Linked DNA regions of Homo sapiens: region 1 is linked to region 2. Evidence: chromatin loops called from intact Hi-C (ENCODE). Cell type or tissue: sigmoid colon. All regions are shown on one strand. Region 1 overlaps ENOX1 (ecto-NOX disulfide-thiol exchanger 1). Region 2 overlaps ENOX1 (ecto-NOX disulfide-thiol exchanger 1).

Region 1 (4,000 bases), 180 kb before region 2:
TGTGTTCCTCTGTAGAGCACCAAATCAGACTCCTGAACCAGAAGTGTATAAAAACGAAGTGATCTGTTTGACTTGTTGATGATTCCATAGGAGGCATTCTTCCCTCAAGTCATTTCTTAGCTGATGCCTCAGTGCGATATGAGGGGCCACTGCACTTTTCCATGATACTACTTGGAGGGCCTGAGCAACCATGCTGATTTATCACCCACTGGGATTTTTTGTCCTTTACAAGGTTTGCAGTGTTTGTCCCAGTATCTGCACAAGCTCCAGAATTAGTCATTATGCAATTGCTTCCCAAGTTATGAGGCAGTCATCAGCTGGGATGAGCTCTTTGCTTCTCTGTCTGAAATGTTGGATATCAGTGCCAAAGAGAGTCTTGCTTTTTAAACTGTGAAATTGTTTTTCACAGGCTCTTTACTAGTGTATGGGCTGGAAGCTATGCCTTTTTTTCCGCAAAAGGTTAAAACTGTAAGAAGAGTTTCTCAGCATATATGACTCATGTTCTTTCTAGAGTAAGATCGTTGGGAGACATTTAGTTTTGAATAAATATATCTCTAGTGAAGTGTGCAGAGACTTGACATGTGCTATTTGCAGTTTTCAGCCTCTTATAATTTTGTGAAAAGTGCAGTGTTGATTGAAAGTTTCTATTTTTGATCATGGTGTTAAGATCATTGTTTGTTTTACTTCTTGCCTCAATAAAATATGAGGTAAAAAAAAACTTCATTTTTGTGAATTTTTATATGTGTTAAAATTGTAGTATTTTAAATTTTCAAAAGATGCCTTTCTATAATATGGTTTAATTGTTTAAGTTTTAGCTCACAGTCTATTTTTATAACCACTGAGTTTTACATTTTATTATTTATGCTGTGATTTGGCATTCTGTAAAGTTTCTGATATGTGCTGGCTACTCTAACAGTTAGGGTCTTTGGAGGTCTGTATTTCCAACTTTATATAATTGATCTTTTCTTTGTTTTTACTGTAGCTTCCAGGTCAAGATTGAATGTGTTTACCAAAAGGTACTTATGTAGGAGTTGTGATTCTTACGTATTGGTTGCTGAAAACTAAAGGGGCTTTTGAAGGCAGGATGACAAGCAAAGCATTATTTGTAATAGAGCATCACTGTTGGATATGGTAAAGTAAAATTTTAGGTGAAAACCAGTGACACAAAGGGATTCCCTGATGACTCACCCATTTTTTTTGAGTCCACTCCTTCATTTTCTCTGATCTCCTTCTCTCCTGCTTCATCATTACTCTCTGCTGATATACAGAGTGTTTGAATGTATCCACCACCGTATCTTCTTTTTCTCTCTTCCTTCTTTGCCCTGCCAAATGTGAATGTACTGCAAGGCCCTATCCTTTCCTTCCTCAATGCTGATTCTGGTGTGATGGAGCATCTGGAAGCTTAGCTTCAGTCAGTTTGTGAGCCTTTCCTGAACAGGGCAGAAGGAACAATAGAAGCTTCATCTACAGTAAGTAGCATATGGGGACCCAAACCAGTCTTGCTCCTGTAAACCAGGTGTTGACAGAGGGGAGGTAGAGTTACTTCTGGTTACTCGTATTCAGACCATCCTGTATCCTTCCAGCAAAGCCTATCAGATCTGTCCAATTTGTGTGAACTAGAGTCTTTCTGGAATCCCGTCCCTTTGGATGGAACTTGTCTATTTTGCCCAGGTCCTGCTAGTTCTGGAGAGGCTGAGTTCTGTCCTTCATCTCCTGATCCCGTGGCAGGTGATCTGTCCTGATATGGCTAGCCTGTGACTGGAAATTCCTGCTGCTGTGCCTGACTTTCTAGATTAAACTTCCTAGTTATCAGCTCTGGCCTGATTAAGCCTGTGTTTGCACTGTCCTTCAGAACATTGTAGTTGAACAGCCAGCTCCCTTCCTCAAGGTTGAGCCCTAAAATTTGGTCAGTTTCCCAAGCCCTTGCATGGCCTTGTCCTGGTCTTCTTTGTTCTGCAGTGGACTGAGTTTCCTCTTTGAGGGTAAGTTATAACAGGCCACTTTTCTTCTCCCTGTGTTCCCACTGAAGGCTTCAGCAATGACCTCTATTAGGAAATATATTTCTTAAGCTCCAATTCTATATTTTATTTGCTTAATGGACCCTACCTACATATGTTCCCCTGATAGCTTAAACCCAATCTATGTCTAAAATTGAACTCATTTCCTTCCCGCTCCTACTAGTTCTTCCTTCAGATTTGACCATCCTTTCTGTTAATGGCACAGTGGTCTATCCCATCTTCCATGCCAAAAACGTAGAGTCATCTTGTATTCCACCTTCTAAATCACCTTTCATATTCAATGTTAATTGTTTCATTTCTTTTGTATCTTTTTCCAGCTCCTCATTTGTATGTTTCACTCTGTGCCTTTCTTTATACAGTTGCCTCTGCCTGAGATGCAACTCCTCATTTCTGCTTGTTTAAGACATTTTTATCCTTCAAGAGCCAGTGAAGATGGTTTCTGTTCCAAAACCATCTTCTCTGATATGGCCAGCTGGAAATATTCTTATATATTCTTAAAAAAAAAAAAAAAGCAAAGGAATCTCAAAAATGTGTCCTGTCATTATTTACGTACGTCTTGAATTGTCCTGGTTATAGTTTAAGCACCTGAGATAAAGGTCTAAGTGCGTGCATCCATGTGTTGTTTATTGCTATATCATATCAAAACCCACCCAGATCTTCCTAAATTGTTCTCTGAACTCCAGGTATCATTGCTAACTAGCATGGATATCCTTTCGGTGTGCCCTATAGCACCACATTCTGTGGCTCCCAAGCTCAGCCACTGTGTATTTGTGTCTACCTATAATGGCTAAAAATTGTCCACTATGTGTAAAATATCTTTTGAAGTATCCCAATTACTTTCCCAGCTGAGCCCCCAAAAACCAGAAAGCAGACACAGAAGGAACCAAAATATATCAAATAGCAAAGAAAATGGCACAACCACTTTGGAAAACAATTTGGCAGTTCCTGAAAAGGTTAAACGTAGAGTTACCACATGGCCCAGTATATCTCTTAGCTATGTATCCAAGAGAACTGAAAACATATTTCCATACAAGTACCTGTACATGAATGTTCATAACAACATCAGTCATAATAGCTAAACAGTGGGAAGAACCCACATGTCCATCAACTGATGAATAGATAAACAAAATCTGGTATTAATATATCTATACCATGAAATATTATTCTGGCATCAAAAGGAATGAAATACCAACACATGTTGCAACATAGATGAACTTTGAAGACATTATGCTGAGTGAAAGAAGCTAGTCACAAAAGGCTACATATTATATAATTTCATTCATATGAAATGTCTAGAATAGCCAAATTCATAGAAACAGAAAGTAGAGTAGTAGTTATCATGGGTTGTAGTGGGGGGATGGGGAGTGACTACTGATGGATATGGGGTTTCTTTTGAGGATGATTAAAATGTTCTGGAATTAAATAATGGTGATAATTGCCGAACTCTGTGAATATATTAAAAATCACTGAACCGTACACTTAAAAACGGGGAATATTTAGGGTATGAGGATCATATTTCAGTAAAACTGTTATTTTGTAAAAAGTGAAGAAAAAAATGAGGCCGGGTGCGGTGGCTCACGCCTGTAATCCCAGCACTTTGGAAGGCTGAGGCGGGCCGATCATCTGAGGTCAGGAGTTCGAGACTAGCCTGGCCAACATGGCGAAACCCCGTCTCTACTGAAAATACACAAATTAGCTGGGCACGGTGGTGCATGCCTGTAGTCCCAGCTACTCAGGAGGCTGAGGCTGGAGAATTGCTTCAACTCGGGAGATGGAGGTTGCAATAAGCTGAGATCACGCCACTGCACTTCAGCCTGGGTGACAGAACAAGACTCTGTCTCCAAAAAAAAAAAAAAAAAAAAAATTAGATTTTTTTAAAAGTAAAAGGAGAATGGGTCTGAATATGTTTTGTTGAACCAAGGTGAGCCCTCTGGCTGTGATTAGGTCAGTTAAAGCACTTTGATGGATGAGGAGATCAAGGC
Region 2 (4,000 bases):
GCTGAATTTAATGAAAGAATGTTAAAAATAGAGGTTCCACTTGTTTTTACTTTCTGTAATTTACTTTTAAATTCTTCCATGTGGACACTGTGGAGTGTGTGTATTACACATGAATTATTCTATCTCTCAGAGATGGTAAACCAATATCTGAAGCACCTAATTGAGGATATTCAATTCAGAGTGTTTAGTATTTCAAAGATGCATGAGGTAGTTACCATAAACATTTCAATTATCAACATATCTGATCAACAAAGAAGACTTAGAAATGTATTTTTTTTTACAATGGTTAAATGGAGTTTAAGATTTGTGGATTCTGTACTATTGCATGAACAAAATTTGGGAATCTAGTGATACAAGTCTGGAAATCTGGTCACCTTTCTAATATCACTGTAGGTTTATAGCCTAGACCATTCTGCTTGCAGGATTGTTCTATAGTAACTAAAATAATGCTGAGTATTGCACTAGAACATCAACGCATCTGCCTCCCCTGAGCTCTTGATGCAAACTGCTGGGGGGCACTGAAAAGAACAGAGACAGTGAATTATCATGGAACTGATTACCTGTGCTGTGTCTGCTTGCTAATAGACATTTGAACGTATGACAAATTTGGTAGTAAGGTATGGGAGAGGAGACCCACGTATCTCACCTACCAGAAGGAACCTAATATTGATAATATTGATGATTACATTGGCTTAGATCTGTTCTCACAACACACTTCCTGAGAATGAACTGAATAAAAAGAAGCAAAAAATAGGAGTTTAAAAGAGAGAACAACATGTTAATATGGTTGATAAATTCTTCTTCATGAGGAATGCACTTCTTAGATTGGTTTTGTTTTGGGGATGCTGTTTCTTTGAACAAGCATCTATGTTTCCTGCCTAATTGTCCCATAGGATCCATGTTAAAAGGAAATAATAGTACATTCTTTGACTGTTGGGCAGAGCAGACATCTTAGTCTGTTCAGGCTGCTATAACAAAATACCATAAACCATGTGGCTTATGAACAACTGAATTTTCCACAGTTCAAGATCAAGGTGCCAGCAGATTTAATGTCTAGATAAGGCCAACTTTGTTGTTCATAGATGGCAGCTTCTAGTTGTGTCCTTGCATGGTGGAAGGAATGAGGGTTCTCTTTTGGGCTTCTTTCATAAGAGCACTAATCCCATTCTAGTGATGTAGTCACCTCCCAAAGGCCCGCACCACTGAATAACATCACCTTGGAGGTTAGGATTTCAACATATGAATTTTGGGGAGACACACACATTCAGACCATAGTAGCAGAGATAACTGGCCCATACTGGAGTTGATTAAACCTGTGACCATAGGCAGAGGGCACTCACTCCTGAACTTCTGGTCAAAGACATTGATTGGGATTTATTCCATGAGATATGGCTTTCACAGAACTCCATATTTCACATGAAACTTGTAGAGACCTACAAACTTAAGGGCATTTTTTATGAGACAGGGTTTCACTCTTGTTGCCCAGGCTGGAGTGCAATGGCGCGATCTGGGCTCATTGCAACCTCCAACTGCTAGGTTCAAGTGATTCTTCTGCCTCAGCTTCCCAAATAGCTGGGGTTACAGGCACCTACCACCACGCCCAGCTAATTTTTGTATTTTTAGTAGAGACCGGGTTTCACCATGTTGGCCAGGCTGGTCTTGAACTCCTGACCTCAAGGTGATCCACCCGCCTCGGCCTCCCAAAGTGCTGGGATTACAGGCTTCAGCCACCACACCCAGCCTAAGGACATTTTTCTTAAATGACCAGGCCAAAAGCTCCGTAAACATATATTCCACCATAAAATATAATTGTGAGGCACACTCTAGTCTGTATTCTGTAACACACATTGTTTATTTGTGTGGTAATCTGTGCCTTCCATCACTGGATTAGCATAATGGCTTTAGCCTGTTTTCATCTTAGGGTATTGTTTAGAAGGAAAAATTAATATGCTCTGTTTCTACTAATCACAAATTCCATTTTGTATTTCTTTGATATACATTCTTTGATGTGACAGAAAACTCAAAATCTTTTTCAAGGAAGAAAATGGCAGTGAATGTGTTTAACATGTACACAATCTCAAGAGCTTAGAAAACTACACAAAATGGGGAAGCTAATATTCTGTGTGTTTGGGGCTGCTTTGTTTGAGGAATTTAATTTACAACCCTGGTGGCTTTCTAGGCATGTAAGAAATTCTTCTTCCCCAACACTGTAGAACATTTTGCAACTATCCTGTTTGATTTACTACACCACTGAGAGAACAAGCTAGATAAAATACCAACTAGAGTTTTCCAGAAGCGGGAGCCAAAGAACCAAAGTACTGCAGCTTTGTTCTTCCCTGTTGCTCCCTATGTTCTTGTGCAAAAGAATTTTGTTTTTCCCAGATGGCTTTGATGGTCATTGCAGAGCAGGGAAACATGATCCTTCAGTAGACAGGAGAGCAGAGTTCTCAAAATCCTTGCTTCTGCCAGCTGGAGAGAAAAGGACTGAATTCACAAGCTGTTTCATGTCCCCATCTGCTTACATGTTGATAGCACTGAGGCAAACCTTCTCTAACGTGTACACTCCCTTTTGTGCAACAGGAGTGTCCTTGAAAAGCTGTGTCTAATTCACATTTTTAGATCCCGTAGAAGCTTTCCCACTGACTTACATCATGACTTCAAAGATGTTTTATCTGATACTGGATTGATCTCCAGTTGGCAGTGGCTTTACCTTTCAGTCCTTTAGGCTTTCTGTCAAGACATTAATGATATGTCAATGAACACAGGGATTCAGAAACTTTTGGTAAATTCTGTTATAAAGGGAATAACCATTCTTTACTGTATATTCCACCATTCACTTATTCCACAAGCATCTATGGAGTTCCCGCTGACTGCTAGATACTTAGGGCAGAAAATAAATAAGGCTCAATATCTACCCTTAGGAAGTTCTAGTTTCCTGTGGAAAATAGGCTTAGATTTGCAGGTATAGGTTAGTATAATTAGTGCCAGGAGGCTTGTGTGCACTAGGCCCTGGGAACAAAAATGAGGGACATCAGGCTCACTCTGGACATCCAGGAAGTGTCCAGGTTTTGTCAGATTAGGAGGGCATACATGGCATGTTAGCAGGGAGAACAGCTGTGAAGGCATTGGAGTATGGAGCAGGACATCCTGGAGGAACTCTGATCTGTTCCATGAAGCTCAGAGCAAAGATTTCCACGAGCAGTTGCTCTCCAGCACTTTTCAGTGACTGTGATTCTTTGTTTGAAGCTGTAGCACTAGCATAGTGTAGTGGTTGACAAATGGACTCTGGAGCCAGATGGCCCAGGATCACATCTTGTGTGTAATTTGAGGGAAGTCCCTTTAGCTTTTCTGTGCCTAAGTCTCCTTATCTATAACATGAGTATTGTAATACTATTATCTACCTTGTAAGGTTGTTGTGAGAATTTAATCAATTAACAAGACCTAGGATGTAGAAAATATTATATAAGTATTTGACTTGTTCCTAAGACAACCCAGGCAATTAATTTAAAGATCCCAGAAGCATTTCTGATGAAAAACGGATACTCCAAAGTTTAGGAATAGAAGAAAAGACTTAGCCTTTCTGTAACTCTACTATGAATGAAAATTACCTAGGGACCTCATTAAAATGCAGATTCTTGGCCCCACTCTCAGAGAATGTAATTCTTAGGTCTTGACTGCATCCAGGAACGTGCATTTTAAAAATCACCCACAGCGATTTTATGCAGATACAGTCTGAGAATTTTTGAGAGACATTGCCAAAGACTTTGCTGTTTTGGAGTACATGACACACAGGCACTCAGAAGTCCTGTGTTTTGGTCCCACCTCTGCCGTGTACTGGTTGCGTGACTTGAACAAATCAGTTAATGCTCTGAGCATCCATTTCTTTCTGTGGGGTTAATATTGTTGCATTCCCATGAAAATGAAACAAAATGTGTATCTGAAAGTTACTGATGAAGCTACCATAGCTAAGTAGTCTTGTTGAAACTGTGGGTGCCTCAAC

Evidence for each region. Hi-C counts contacts between places; a loop is a spot of excess contacts. Peaks named below come from ENCODE experiments on the same cell type or tissue, not always from the same donor. Only the 100,000 strongest peaks of a DNase experiment are listed, where the experiment ranks them.
Region 1: it touches region 2 in a loop (2.5-fold over the local background); 1 of 110 quality-filtered maps calls a loop at or near these places.

What each region holds. Positions count from the first base shown.
Region 1 is chr13:43,695,325-43,699,324 of GRCh38, reverse strand. The region is part of intron 1 of ENOX1 (ecto-NOX disulfide-thiol exchanger 1); the gene reads left to right. Among named protein-coding and RNA genes, the nearest start is that of ENOX1, 90 kb to the left of the region's middle. In sigmoid colon, no CTCF peak of the experiment used is centred here; no DNase peak of the experiment used is centred here.
Region 2 is chr13:43,514,957-43,518,956 of GRCh38, reverse strand. All of the region lies in intron 2 of ENOX1 (ecto-NOX disulfide-thiol exchanger 1), which reads left to right. Among named protein-coding and RNA genes, the nearest start is that of ENOX1-AS2, 68 kb to the right of the region's middle. In sigmoid colon, no CTCF peak of the experiment used is centred here; a DNase peak (open chromatin) is centred at 2,396.